2 separate regions of the Homo sapiens genome follow, and region 1 is linked to region 2. The links are chromatin contacts, found by Hi-C or POLR2A ChIA-PET in ENCODE. All regions are on one chromosome and are shown on one strand. Each heading gives the region's core, a stretch centred on a gene start or an enhancer-like site at or near the end of the contact. The rest is flanking DNA. Distances are from core to core; before and after follow the strand shown. Region 1 holds the start of MAGT1 (magnesium transporter 1). Region 2 holds the start of JPX (JPX transcript, XIST activator).

Region 1 (4,284 bases), core at 968-3,467, 4.0 Mb before region 2:
ATGAATAACTTTGTGCACACATATTTTCATATTGCTGGATGTCTCTCTCCAAGGTAGGTTACTAGAAGTGGGATTGCTGGATTAAAGGATAAATATATGTGTAGTTTTTTTAGATATTGCCAAATTATAGATGTTGTAACGTTTTGCCTTCCCACCAGCAACGTATTAATATAAAGGGTGCCTGACTCCCCACAGCCTTGCTAATAGCATGTAGTGTCAAGCTTTTGGATTTTTGCCAATATGATAGGTAAGATATCCCTTTTAAACTTTAAAATTTTTATTTTTAAAACATACACATAGTAAAATTCACTTTTTGGTGTACAGTTCTATGCGTTTTGACAAATGCATACAATTGTGTCACCACCACCACAATTAAGGACAGAATAGCTCTAGCATCATAAAAACACCCTTGTTTGACCTCTTTGTGATCAACCCTTTTCCCTACCCCTAGCCCCTGGCAGCCACTAATCTGTTCTCTGTACCAATGAGTTTGCCTTTTCCAGAATGTCATATATAGATTGAATCATACAGTATGTCTCAGTGTACTTTTATTTTGCATTTTTTCTTTTTTCTTTCCTTTTTTTTTTTTTTTGAGATTGAGTTTCGCTCTTGTTGCCCAGGCTGGAGTGTGATAACACGATTTCAGCTCACTGCAAACTCCGCCTCCAGGGTTGAAGCGATTCTTCTGCCTCAGACTCCCATGTAGCTGGGATTACAGGCCTGCGCCACCACACCGGGCTAATTTTTAAATTTTTAGTAGAGACGGGGGTTTTGCCATGTTGGTCAGGCTGGTCTTGAACTCCTGACCTCAGGTGATCCACCCACTTCGACTTCCCAAAGTGCTGAGATTACAGGCATGAGCCATCGCACCCGGCCTGCATTTTCTTAATATAAGTTTCCATAAATGATTTAACTTTTTTTCACATCTGTATTTCACATCTCTTCACTTCGGAACCAGCTATTTTTCTTTCCATCCCATCTCCTTGTCTCTCCAACATACTGAAATTAATTTCCTGGTTTTTTTATCCAGTAGCGCCTAAAATAATAGTCATATAATATTTTCCACACCATCAAAATAAATCCAAATTGTAGGCAGATTGATTTTATCTTGTTGGTGTTTTCCTTCTTTACAACCTTACTTTTGTACCCATCCCCCAAACAAAATAATGAATAAAAAGAAGGAATTTGCTGTCTATAACCTGCAATTAAAGTCCTTGTTGGTGCTTTAAATATTAAGTCAAGGAGTTTAACTGAAAAAACAAACAAAAAAAGCCGGCCGGGCTTGGTGGCTCACGCCTGTAATCCCAGAACTTTGGGAGGCCGAGGCGGGCGGATCACCTGAGGTCAGGAGTTCGAGACCAGCCTGCCCAACATGGCGAAACCCCGTCTCTACTAAAATACAAAAAATTAGCCAGGCGTGATGGCGGGCGCCTGTAATCCCAGCTACTCGGGAGGCTGAGGCAGGAGAATCGCTTGAACCCGGGAGGCGTAGGTTGCAGTGAGCCGAGATGGCGCCACTGCACGCCAGCCTGGGCTACAAGAGCGAAATTCCATCTCAAAAAAAGCCATAAATAAACAAAAACTTTAAAAAATAATCTTTGATGTCCTCTTTTTTCAGCGCTCCTGGCAGTTTCTAGGACACAATAGGTATTCAACAAGCTCTTGTTCATATTTACCTTTAAAAATTTCCCTCAGTGGTATTAGGTATATTTTTGCTTTCCTACTTTTATTTTTTCACTTTGAAGTACTTTGGAGGCAGGATAACGGACTAAATAGCTCTTATCCCTCACGCGGCTAGGTCCCATTTTTCTAGAATATTACATGAAGGCGGCGAATTTCAAGGACTTCTAAATGAGTCTTTGAAAGATTCTGTTCTAGCAACTTCAAGCCATTTTGGACTCCGAAAACTCCGCAATATTTCACAACTGCGCATGCGTGCTTGGAAAGCGTCAGCGCGCTAGATGTTTACGTATCGAGAAAGGGGCGGGTCATTATCTTTAGCGGACCAATGAAAACGCTCCAGATTATCTTTTTTCTATTGGCCGACCGGGGCCAATTAGAAATCAACCTTCTTTTAGCGGGCGTGTAGCGCCAGCGCGCTGTGACGTAATGTGAGGGGTCTCCCGGCAGGGCTGAGCTGGACCAATGAGGAAAGGCAAGGGGCCGATTTGCCTGTTCTCACGCCCCACCCTCAGACCTAGCCGGAGCAAAGTTTCACTTATAGAAGGGAGAGGAGCGAACATGGCAGCGCGTTGGCGGTTTTGGTGTGTCTCTGTGACCATGGTGGTGGCGCTGCTCATCGTTTGCGACGTTCCCTCAGCCTCTGCCCAAAGAAAGAAGGAGGTGAGAACGCGGTTTCCAGCAGCATGGGCTTTTCCCAATGACTGGGGCTTAAGAGGGTCTGTTCGCCTCTTCCCAGCCCCCTTTCCCTGCCGCTTCTATGCCTTTGGTGGCTTCAATTACGCGGTTTTCGGAGTTGTGGAATTCGTGAGAGAAGGAACTGTAACTCTTTGTCTTCTGGGGATGTAGAATCTGAGAGTGGAGTAGCGTAGGTGACAGCCCGACTTCTACAGTCTTGTGAATGTGCATAGCTATGAGTTTTGACACTTTTGAGTGTGGGCCCCGTCAGGTGTTGGGGGTGGGGAGTTCGACTTTAGATCCCAGGAGTAGGATATCTGAGACTCTATACTGCTGGCCGATGTAACTCCCTGAATGATGTGTAAGAGTTCTCTATTTTCTAGCATTTTCATTTCAGGAGTGTGAGAGTTAGACCAAAGAGTGAAATTATGCCAGATTTATTACTTTGTCCAAATAATTGTTTCAAGGCAATTTACCAGATTGAAAGCTCCTAACCATTTTCAATCATTCCACAAATGTAAGCATGCTAGGCAATGTTCTAGGCACTTGATATACATAAATGAACAAAACTAAGATCTTGTGGAACTCATAGGCTTTAGGAAGTGGAGGAGATACAGTATTCTCACCATTAAGCAATCCAGGTAGAGGAATTTTAACAATGCGTTTTCAAACGTTTGTGATTTGGAGTCCTATACTCTTAGGACTTTAAGACTACTAGCAATTACTTATACCCTCTAATTTTATAGATGAGAAAAAGAGTCTTAAATTTAGAAAATGAACGAGGACTCAAACCCTACGTCAGTCATTCTAACTCTATTTCCTGTACATTCTGTGCTTCCTCTAATAGAGAAAAACTGTGCACATACTCTAAAAATACCAGTTAAGCACTTCAGATACTTGTCTACTTGAGCTGAATTAAGAAAGAAAGCTATCTTCTCTATGTTTCTAAGTATTTGAACTATTCCATAAGAAGAAAAACTAAGCTAGGAAGTTAAACTTAATGAGTTGCTTATTAGATTGGCAAAGAGTACAATAAAAATATACAATTGTCAAAAGTATCGTGAAGTGAGCAGGCTCAGACACTGAAACTAGAAATTGATGTCCTTCTTTGGGAGGATCCTAAGCTATGGTTATGTGGAAAAGAAGATGCAGAGCAATGCATAATTTTATGTCTTAGAAATTTTTTATGTTAAAAACAACAGCATCCCCTATATATAAGTATATGTGTATGTATAGAGAAATCTCTGTAAGGATACATGACAATACCTTAACAGTGGCTATCTCTAGGCAGTTGGGATTATCGATGAGGGGAACGTTTTCACGTTTTACTTTACATGCTGGTATTGCTGGTATTACCTGAATTTCCACGATGACCACTTTTTTTTTTTTTTGAGACCGGGTCTCGCTCTGTTGCCCAGGCTGGAGTTCAGTGGTGGGATCATGGCTCACTGCAGCCTCGACTTCCTGGGCTCTAGTGATCCTCTCACCTCCACCTCCACCTCCCGAATATCTAGGACTACCGGCATGTGCCACAATATCCCTGGCTACTTTTTTATCTTTTTGTAGAAACGGAGTCTCTCTGTGTTGACAGGCTAGTCTCAAACTCCTGGGCTCAAGTGTTGCTTCCGCCTTGGCCTCCCAAAGTGTTGGGATTACAGGTGTGAGCCACTGTGCCTAGTCCACTTATTCTTTTTAATTAAAAAGTGAAGGCTTTTTAAAACTTAGCATTTCTACCAGTGAAATTATATTTATTCATTGACTCTCTCACTGAACTGGAAGCACAACAGCCTAGCTGAAAATAGGTTTTGTTTTTTTTTTAAAGGAATCAGCACTGAATTGTATACTTTAAAATGGTCAATATGGTGAATTTTATGTTAAGGCAATAAATTACATGCCTTCCTTGATCTTTCTGTACTCTCTTGGAAG
Region 2 (4,528 bases), core at 1,178-3,677:
ATAGATTTTGTCTAATTACAAGTGCAGGCTCAAATCACCTTGGATTTGAGTTAGGATCCACGGATTGTTTTTTGTTTGGTTAGTTGGTTTTGTTCTGTTTTTCAATTCAGGCATCTTGTTCATGGAACATTCATTATTTGCTTGAGATTGCTTTCACTGCCAGCTGCTTACTTTCTTTACCACTGTAGTATAATCTACACCCTTTGACTCAACTGCTTGCTAGATTCTCCCCTCAATTAAGAAATTTCTAGGCTCAAGGAAAAAAAAAAAGAAAAGAAGGAATTTTGATTGGCCACTGTTACAGTAATAGTCAGATAAGGCTGGGCACAGTGGCTCACGCCTGTAATCCCAATACTTTGGGAGGCCGAGGCAGGCAGATTACCAGAGGTCAGGGGTTGGAGACCAGCCTGGCCAATATAGGGAAACCCGTCTCTACTAAAAATACAAAAATTAGCCAGGCGTGGCAAGGTGTGCCTGTAATCTCGGCTACTCTGGATGCTGAGGCATGAGAATCGCTTGAACCCAGGAGGCGGAAGTTACAGTGAACCGAGATCGAGCCACTACACTCCTGCCTGGGTGACAGAGCAAGACTCCATGTCTGTCTGTCTCTCTCCCTCTCTCTCTCTCTATATATATATAAAATAAATTAAAATTAAATTAAAATTAGCCGGGCACAGTGGCAGGCGCCTGCAATCCCAGCTACTCGGGAGGCTGAGGCAGGAGAATCGCTTGAACTGGGGTGGTGAAGGTTGCAGTGAGCCAAGATTGCGCCACTACGCTCTAGCCGGGGCAACAAGCAAGACTTCATCTCAAAAAAAAAAAAAAAAAAAAAGTCAGATAGACACTTGCTTTCTTCTTTCATTGACTTTTTTTAAAAATTCATCTTCAATATTTACAAAAAATAATCCATGCTAGAAGTTGCTATGTCACAGAAGTTTAAGAAATGCATGGTAAAAATCACTAAGTTTAAAATAATGGTTACCTCTGGGGATGAGAGAAGAGAGAGATGCAATCAGGGATGGGTACACAGAGAACTTCAACTGTCACGTTAATGTTTGATTTTTTTTTTACGTTGGGTGGTGAGAAGAGAGGTTCATTGTATTATTCCTTGTATATCTGTATATGTCTTAAGTATTTCATAATATATTTAACGTCTCCTCCAAAAGATAAAGAAGTTAATCTTGCATTCCTTCATCACCCCATCAAAAAAAAAAAAGGACTCATACTAGACTATTCTGCAACTTACTTTTCTCACATAACCATCCATCATAAGATTCTCTAGGTCAAAAGTCAAAATATTTCATAATATTTATGTACCAAAATTTACTCAAACATTCTCCTATTGATGGATACACAGGTTGTTTCCAGTTGTCACAAGAACAAAATAGTACAAAAGTATCCTTGTTCATGCGTCATTATATACTGGTACTTTTATTTCTGTAGGATAGATTCTTAAAAGTCAGACTTTTGAATTCCAGTTTTTGTTCAAGTGATATCTGTATTTTTTATTTCCCTAAATATTGCCAGATTCTTTTCTAAAAGGTTGCAGCAATTCATACTCCGCGGTAATGCATGAAATTTACTTTAATCACATAAGCATTTAACAACATATTAGATGTCACTCTTAACTGTCTTCCCCATATATATAGTAAACATGCTATGCTTAACATAAACTTAATTTCGCCAACAGATTTGAAAACAGGAAATCTAGCTCTTTTCTTAGTGAGTAATCAACCTGGCAATGTAAGTCCCCCAAAGATTACACACACACACACACACCTCTGAGATGCTTCAAGAACAAATGTTAAGTTTTTGCCCAAAACTCCACATTTGGGGTATAGTGGGCACAGAAAAAAATTGTTTAATCTAGTGCATAATGAATACGTTACAAACAAATTAATTAAAACTAATAAGTCTGGACATGAAAGGCAGAACAAAAAAAAAATAAAGTTAGGCCCAAGAGGTTAGGCTGTTCCTAGGAAAGCTCTGAGGAGATGGAATCCATTTTGGCGCGACATGGTGTCAATAAAAACCCATTTAAATAAGGAAAAAGGAAAGAACGACCCATATATCCCTCCTAGGAGCTACCTTCTGCAACTTCCAAGCTTCGTCAGTAGAAGTTAGGCGATCAGCGAGAAAGAAATTATTCTCCGATATTTTGAAGAGACTGGAGAGAGAAAAATGGAATACAGGCCGGTTACTCCCCCGACTCAGGCCACGCGATCCCAAAGTGTGTAGCCTCGCTAACGGCCACTTCTCTAGCCAACGTGAGGCTCATCACTCACCACAATACTATTAACTGGCGAGTTTCTGGACTTTTGTTAGTGGACTCATACTTCGGACGCCTTGCAACCCCCGTAAGGACGCAGTGATTGCACTCCGTGCAAACGCCGCCATCTTAAGTCTTCCACTAGCCCTAGGGCATAGGCGGATGAAAGCCGGGGGTGGGCGTCACAGCCAAACAGGCCCGGCGCCCAGCCGTCGTGCACTACCTAAATGCCTCCGCCGGCAACATGCACCAGCCGTTGCCGTGCCCCAGCCGTTGCCGTGCCGCAGCCGTTGCCGTGCCGCAGCCGTTGCCGTGGACCCTCCCCCAGTTTCCTGACCTGTTGCACTTCCTCTCACAGCCTTTATCTCTTTTGAAATTCCCTTTTCCTTTTTCTTTCTCTTCATTTCTTTTTTCCTTTCCCAACCCAAATTTCTTTTAGCTTTGCCTCGACTCCTTTCTTTCTTCCCTATTTCCAGATCTCTCACTCTCATTAACTTTACCTCACAAGTATGATAGACAAAGCTGCCATTCACTTCTGTTATCTCACTAAGTCATTGCAACATCAGGTAAGCTGAGGACTGATTTTTTCCTGTTTTATAGATGACGAAATTAAGGCCCAAAGAGGTGACCCAATTTTCCAAAAGTGCTAGAATGAGCTAGAACCTACTTCTTTTCACTTTACTAAGCCCCGTGTTCCGATAGATGAGGGTGTATGTACTTCAACCAACTAATGGGAAAACAGAAACCAGAGGGTTTTGGCCTAGTCATACAGTGAGTCCGTCAATGGCAAAACTGGATTCAGAACAAGGTGCTTCCTTTAATTCTGTAAACAAAAGAGTCTTCATAAAAGAGTTGGTAGCCAGGTGTGGTGGCGCTTGCCTGTAATCTCAGTGTAATCCCAGCTACTTGGGAGGCTGAGGTGGGAGAATCGCTTGAACCCGGGAGGCGGAGGTTGCAGTGAGCTGAGATCGTGCTGCTGCATTCCAGCCTGGGCGACCGTGCCAGACTCCGTCTCAAAAAAAAAAAAAAAAAAAAAGAGTTGAGATGCTGCTCTTGAGCCTAAAAGTCCTTCCATCTTCCCTCTTCTTTTATTTATTTTTGTTTTATTTTTTTGAGACGGAGTCTTGCTCTGTCGCCCAGGCTGGAGTGCAGTGGCGCGATCTTGGCTCGGTGCTACCTCCGCCTCCTGGGTTCAAGCGATTCTCCAGCCTCAGCCTCCTAAGTAGCTGGGATTACAGGCATCTGCCACCATGTCCAGCTAATTTTTACTAGAGACGGGGGTCTCACCATCATGGCCAGGCTGGTCTTGCACTCCTGACCTCAAGTGATCCACCCGCCTCAGCCTCCCAAAGTGCTGGTATTATAGGCGTGAGCCACCGCACCCAGCCTCCCTCTTCTTTTAGATTCAGCTCTTTTAGATTCAGTCCTGACACTTCTAAGAGGCCTCTATATTTATCAAAACCTTTATCTCTGTTGTTCCCGCTCCATGAGGGAAAATACACTAGCTGGATACCAGCCCCAAAAGTATGAAAAAACCGAGGCCAAAACTTGTTTGTGAAGCATTATGTGTGAGTGGTGCAGGTTTCTGGGGGAAGGCTTGTGCTTCACCGGTAAGGAAAAGACACTTTAGAGGTCCTAATCCCTTTCCAAAGCTATAGTTTCTCTCTATGCACTAATGTTGTCTCTGGTTTTCTACGAGACCCCCACATAGAACACCTCTTATTCTATTCATTTGCATCATTACTTTTCTGTCTTTATTTTGATATCGTCACCCTCAAAAGGAAGGTAATGATACACAGTTGTATAAAACATCTGGGCATTGACATATGGACATTTTGGAGTAAAACACCAAAAACACCACATAAAACCAGTTACGTGTTCAAAGGTCAGTAATAGAGGTGGAGAGGTCTCTAAGCTTAAACTGTTTCATCTCCTAGGGTTTAGGCATATTTGAGCACATCTTGGAAATTTGTAGGACAGGCACCAAAAACCAATTGCAAAAGGAACTGTTGAGCTCCTAAGAAAGAACTAGTACTAAAAGAGTAGGGAATCAGATAGACAATGTAGGGTAAAAGAAGGATCAAGTCTGAATGTTGCAGAGGAGGCAAATATGACTGTAAATTCTGTCATATTTTCTTTTGGCAGTAGCACACCATGCATTTATTTTGGGGCAGGTACAAAACATCCCTCTGTAGTAATTTAATGGTAAGTAGAAAGGGGGATAAAAATGAGTGAAACCTGCCGGGCACGGTGGCTCAT

The links. A loop is a pair of places that touch in the nucleus more often than their neighbours do. ChIA-PET counts read pairs that join two places held with the same protein, here RNA polymerase II (POLR2A). Pooled maps may share reads with other maps.
Region 1: a pooled map shows a loop between it and region 2 (6-fold over the local background). The contact joins the promoter of MAGT1 here to the promoter of JPX in region 2. A Hi-C loop is called at or near these places in 4 of 50 pooled maps. POLR2A ChIA-PET finds 5 or more read pairs at or near these places in 2 of 52 experiments (CD4-positive, alpha-beta memory T cell and HEK293).

The regions. Positions count from the first base shown.
Region 1 is chrX:77,893,368-77,897,651 of GRCh38, reverse strand. MAGT1 (magnesium transporter 1) reads left to right here and starts at 2,217. Exons shown (of 10, transcript NM_001367916.1): 1 at 2,217-2,343. The coding sequence starts at 2,242. RefSeq lists an enhancer at 2,221-2,470.
Region 2 is chrX:73,942,223-73,946,750 of GRCh38, reverse strand. JPX (JPX transcript, XIST activator) reads right to left here and starts at 2,427. Exons shown (of 5, transcript NR_024582.1): 1 at 2,286-2,427; 2 at 2,089-2,167. RefSeq lists an enhancer at 2,303-2,402.